Linked DNA regions of Homo sapiens: region 1 is linked to region 2. Evidence: read pairs that join two places in POLR2A ChIA-PET (ENCODE). Cell type or tissue: Panc1. All regions are shown on one strand. Links, peaks and the distances in the headings refer to the core of each region. The heading gives the core; the rest is flanking DNA.

Region 1 (2,919 bases), core at 149-2,648, 54 kb after region 2:
GTGTGTAATCCTAATGTGTTGACTGCCTTCTTTTTGTTGGAAATGAGCATAAAAGCAAATGGAAAGCAAAGAGCATTATAATTGAAGAACCTGATACCTATTCTCTTGGAAATCGCTTTTTCCCCTGCCAAACATTCCTAGCCATTTTATGTCTGCAACAGCTTTTTTGAGATATAATCCACAGAGCATACAATTCACCTGTTACAGCATACAAATCAGTGGTTTTTAGTATATGCACAGAATTGTGCTACCATCACCACAATCAGTTTAAGAACATTCGCATCCCCCCAAAAGAAACCCTGTATCCCTTAGCAGTCAGCCCACCAAATCCACCCATTCATTACACCTGCCCCATCCCCAGGCAACCACCCATCTACTTTCTGTCTTTATGGATTTGCCTCTTCTAGACATTTCCTAGAAATGGAATCATACAATGTGTGGTGCTTTGTGTCTGGCTTCCTTACTTAGCATCTGTTTTCAAGGTTCGTACATGTTGTAGCATGTCTCAGTACTTTATTTCTTTTTGTGGCATCATAATATTCCATTGCATCCTTAGAATTTTATATCCTGAACTAAAAATGTTGTTCTCTGCAATATCAATGCTGCAATAGATATGATGAAGTGACTACATAAATGTATTACCAAAATAATGGCACCCACTCTTACATCACAGGAGGGATGGCTTTACCTGCTCTGTCTTTATTCCTGCTGTCATGTCTAAGCAACTCTAAGTAGCATGGGGCCCATTTTGGCTGAGGTTCCCCCAGAGGCCAAAAAGGTCACTTTGAGTACATCCTTGGATAGCTCCTCTGGTAGAATGGAGGACGGTAGACTGGACACGGGTCACACTGAGGTTCCAGTAACTTCAGGCCTCTTCATCAGAGTGTTGAATAAGAAGCAGAACTTTAGCCTCCAAATAAGGTGTAGTTTTGGCCGGGGACCGGGAAAGCTGAGACACTGCTGGGCTGGGGCCGCCATAGCCCTGGGAACGGAGTATATTCTAGTGAAAGGAGACCAGGTGACTGGCATAGTGACAGCTAAATCTGGAGATATATTCAGAGTTGATGTTGGAGGGAGTGAGCCAGTTTCTTTGTCTTACTTGGCATTTGAAGGTGCAACTAAAAGAAACAGACCAAATGTGCAGGTTGGAGATCTCATCTATGGCCAATTTGTGGTTGCTAATAAAGACATGGAACCAGAGATGGTCTGTATTGACAGCTATGGATGAGCCAATGGAAGGAATGTCATTGGACAGGATGGTCTGCTTTTTAAAGTGACTGGGCTTCATTAGAAAGCTGTTAGCTCCAGATCATGAAATCAAACAGGAAGTGGGAAAACTCTATCCACTGAAGATAGTATTTGGAATGAATGGAAGAGTATGGGTTAAGGGAAAAACCGTCCAGCAGACTTTAATTTTGGCAAATGTTTTAGAAGCTTGTGAACACATGACATTAGATCAAAGAAAACAAATCTCCAGATTGGCAGAAAGTTGATATAGGTGGACTTTTTTAATGGGTCCGTTGAGCCAAGAAACCATGGGTTTCCTGGGGAAAACTTTTTTCAGGTGAACTTCTCCCCATTTAGTTATTCAGAAGACAAGGTATGAAGGTACATATTATCTTATTGGAGTCCTAATTAAAATATTTTTATAAGTAAATTACTGATTTTCACCCATGCTCTTGTGGGAGAGAAAATCATTACAGAATCATGATGTATTTTTTTATTCTGTACAATAACATTTACTAAAACATTTTTTTTAAAGGTGCAGTTTCTAGTGTGCTTTCAAGGATGAGGCAAGAACAGTTCCTACAGCTGAGGCTCTTCTTAGCTAATTGTATTAGTCCATTTTCACACTGCTGATAAAGACATACCCGAGACTAGGCAATTTACAAAAAAGGGGGTTTAATTGGACTTACAGTTCCACATGGCTAGGAGGTCTCACAGTCATGGCGGAAGGCAAGGAGGAACAAGTCCCATCTTATGCGGATGGCGGCAGGCAAAAAGAGAGTTGTGCAGAGAAATTCTCATTTTTTAAACCATCAGATCTCGTGAGTCCCTTTCACTATCAAGACAACAGCCCGGGAAAGACCCGCCCCTAAGATTCAATCATCTCCCACAGGGTCCTCCCACCAGGTCCCTCCCACAACACGTGGGAATTATGAGATTTGGGTGGGGACACAGAGCCAAACCACATCACTAATGCTGAGATGAAGGTGAGCTTTCAGGGCCTGGGGGTCACATGTCCCAGTTCAAGCTTTTCTTCCTTCTGTCACTCATTCAGCACATTGCTCTTTGTGTCAGGAGCTGTGCTGGGTGCCAGGGATTTTGTAATAAACAAAGAGACACGGCCAGGTGCGGTGGCTCACGCCTGTAATCCCAGCACTTTGGGAGGCCGAGGCGGGCGCATCATCTGAGGTCAAGAGTTCGAGACCAGCCTGGAAAACATGGTGAAACCCCATCTCTACTAAAAATACAAAATTATCTGGGCATGATGGCGCATGCCTGTAATCCCAGCTACTTGGGAGGCTGTGACAAGGAGAATCACTTGAACCTGGGAGGCGGAGTTGGCAGTGAGCTGAGATCTCGTCACTGCTTGGGTGACAAGGGTGAAACTCTGTCTCAAAAAAAAAAAAAAAAAAGAGACATGGTCCTGTTTTCATGGGGTGAGCAGTTGAGGGAGAAAGGCAAGCATTAACCAAATAGCCAGACACATCATCATGACCTGTTGTGACAAATGCTATTTTAGAAAAGGGCAGAAGACTGTAACAGTGGAGGGGGCCTAATTTAGCTTGGGGGTGGTGGTTTAATTCTTCCAAAGAGAACCATACTGTAGGGTGAACACTAGGGTATGCACACTAGCTGCACACTAGCTGCACACTAGGGGCCGAGACGCTGAGGTTGCTGAGTGGGAGAGGAAAG
Region 2 (2,919 bases), core at 332-2,831:
AAGACTGCTTCGGGCTGAGAGACAGTCAAAGCAAAGGTCCTGAGGTCAGAGTATGCTTAGCATTTTCAAGAAACAAGAAGGCACCGTGGCTGAAGTCAAGCAGGAGAATGGCAGAAGATGAGGTTGGATGAGGCTGGATGAAGTAGAAGGGGCCCAGTGGCATGGGACTTTGGATTTTTCTTTGGAGTCAGAAACCCATACAATGGTACAATGGATTGACATGTGTAGACAAATGCCGAGACAGCCACGAAAATCTGAAATCCATACATATAAATACACAAGTGGACAACTACATAGGAAAATCCACTTAAAATACATGCAAATATATGGGGGGAAATTATGGGACTTGATGAATCAGAGGGTTGGTGTACAGAAAGGGAAAAGAAGTAAGAAAAAGTGACAAGATGGGAGATAATTGGGTGACTATTAGAAACCAATGTTAACTACAAGAATTCAAAGTCCAGGTGTAGCCCAGAACGAGGTTTCTTCCATTTGGTGCCTCCCCTGTCTTCTGGGGCCTCAGAGTCTGTCCTTGTCCCCTCTGTTGTCCACTTGTGACAGCAGACGGGGAGAGAGAGGTAGTGGAGGGTCACAAGGGGTCTCAAGGGCCAGACCTTCAAGTGGCAAACATCATTTCTGCCCTCTTTCCATTGCCCAGAATTTTCCACTGGCCCACTGTACTACCAGGAGAGATTGGGGTAGGGCAGGCTGAGAAATATACTACTCCTGTGTGCTCGGGAAGAAAATATATTGTCTCTGCCTTGTCTGGACTCTCAGTTTACCTTCTCTCCTCTGTGGTTTGTTTCAGGACTAGGATCTGAGCTCATCACTTAAGAGTTGTCATAGCTATCCTTGGTCATCCCTAACTTGGGAGCCTCCCAAATATCTAAGAAACAGGCTGGTGGCTCTAGTTCTCTTCACAATTAACCTCCAGGTTCACTTTCTTAGTCTCACACCTGGGACTAGAGGAAGGACTTAAACTCATACCTAACTTCACCTTTTGATCTTGATGCCCCTGGGTGTGTAGTGCCAGTCCTGAGCCCTTGGTCATGGGGCCTTTCCTGTACCCTCAGGACCCCTGACTCATGGCTCCCCACCCCCCAACCCCATGCCATTGCCAATTCTCTAAATGCATTCACAAACACAAAAGAAAAGAACATCTTTTTCTGGAAAAAGACTTCAAACATGTAAAAACACCTTTTATTATTTGTTTATTTGTGAATACAAGGGTGTGGTCTTTTATCTAAAGCATTAACCAAGTGGAGGGTGGCAGGTTATAAAAAAAAAAAAAAAAAGCGGGTGGGAGGGAAGGCAAGGACGTAGCAAATTGAATTCCTTTCTTTTCCCAGAAGTAAGATTGTGAAATTGGCCCCTGGTGATTAGGGGACTTTAGCACACCGATGTGGGGCCAGTGACTGATATTCTTATATCCTGCGTTCAGAGTGACTCAGGCAACGTCAACCCTCAGGAAACTCAGATTGCATTGGAAGCCTCTGGCTTCAGAAAAGAAAGAGAGGAAAATGTACAGCTCTTTTGACCTCTTCTAAATACTAGTAACTTTTTAGGTCTTAATTATTAGGAAGGAAGAAGGGAAGGAAGGGAGGGAGGGAGGGAAGGAGGGAGGGAGGGAGGGAGGGAAGGAAGGAGGAAGGGTGGGGAGGGAGGGTTCCCTTTTCCTCCAGGCTCAGCAGTGACATGTCTGGACTGAGGGCAGCCACGGGGCTATGTACTGGTCTCTGAGCTGTCTACCTTACATCAAGGTGCTCAGAGCTGAGAGGGCTGGCCGCGAGTGTAATTTGATTAGAGCTGGATTGTTCAGCATTGTACCAATGGAAGCTCTATGTTAATTAGTGTTCTTTAAGATTTACAGTACATGGCAGGGTACAGTGGCTCATGCCTGCACTTTGGGAGGCCTAGGTGGGTGGATCACCTGAGGTCAGGAGTTGGAGATCAGCCTGACCAACATGGTGAAACCCTGCCTCTACTAAAAATACAAAAAAATTAGCCAGGCTTTGTGGCAAGGACCTGTAATTCCCAGCTACTTGTGAGGCTGAGGCAGAAGAATCTCCTGAACCCAGGAGGCGGAGGTTGCAGTGAGCCAAGATTGCGCCATTGCACTCCAGCCTGGGCAAGAAGAGCGAAACTCCATCTCAAAAAACAAACAAATAAAAAAACCCTTACAGTATAATTGTAATACCTTAGAGATGTGCAGTGGTTTATGGTAAAGAAAAAAAAAGATGCTTATGCCCACTATATCATTTAATCATCACAGCAAAACATGAAGCCACCAATTCCAAGAGGTGGCTATCACAGTCATACACCCTAATTCCTAGTGCTCTCTTTTATTTTTATTTTAGCTATTACAGATAACAATAACCAAAGGATTGAATATTTCACTTCTTTATTATTAGTTTGCATTTCCTTGCACATCCAGTGAACCAACTTCCCAAGAGTTGGATCTGTCTCCAAATTCCGGAAAGGTAACTTTCACCTTTAGTAACAGAGTGCAGCACAGCTGTGACTTCATACCATGGGTGACCATACGACCATCCAGGAATCAAAGGTCTCTTATCCTCCATCCTCTCATTCTTTCTCTTCCCAAAGCACATGTTTCTATGAGACAGGGCCACAGCCAGCAACTCCCACTTCTGACACCAATTGTGTGAAAACACACACACACACACACACACACACACACACACACACAAACTCAAAGTACTTTCTCTATTCTTTCACTCAACAACAATCAACACGGAATATTTTTTGTGACCAAATGTTTGGGGATTCCTCCCCACCAACAAGCAAACAATCAATTCTGCAGCAAATACCAGCTGGATATATACTCCAATTCAATTCTGACACCATCTACCTGGAGACAGCATCATATCCCACAGAATGAGTCTCGGTCCCCAAGACTAT

What was found. ChIA-PET counts read pairs that join two places held together with the same protein. Peaks named below come from ENCODE experiments on the same cell type or tissue, not always from the same donor. Only the 100,000 strongest peaks of a DNase experiment are listed, where the experiment ranks them.
Region 1: POLR2A ChIA-PET joins it to region 2 with 8 read pairs; 3 of 35 experiments call an interaction of 5 or more read pairs at or near these places.

The regions. Positions count from the first base shown.
Region 1 is chr21:32,495,819-32,498,737 of GRCh38, forward strand. The region is part of intron 5 of EVA1C (eva-1 homolog C); the gene reads left to right. It also overlaps the pseudogene EXOSC3P1. Among named protein-coding and RNA genes, the nearest start is that of EVA1C, 85 kb to the left of the region's middle. RefSeq lists an enhancer at 1-127 and a silencer at 2,064-2,232. In Panc1, for the core only: no CTCF peak of the experiment used is centred there; no DNase peak of the experiment used is centred there; H3K27ac peaks cover 1,012 bases.
Region 2 is chr21:32,441,386-32,444,304 of GRCh38, forward strand. The region is part of intron 1 of EVA1C (eva-1 homolog C); the gene reads left to right. Among named protein-coding and RNA genes, the nearest start is that of EVA1C, 30 kb to the left of the region's middle. In Panc1, for the core only: no CTCF peak of the experiment used is centred there; no DNase peak of the experiment used is centred there.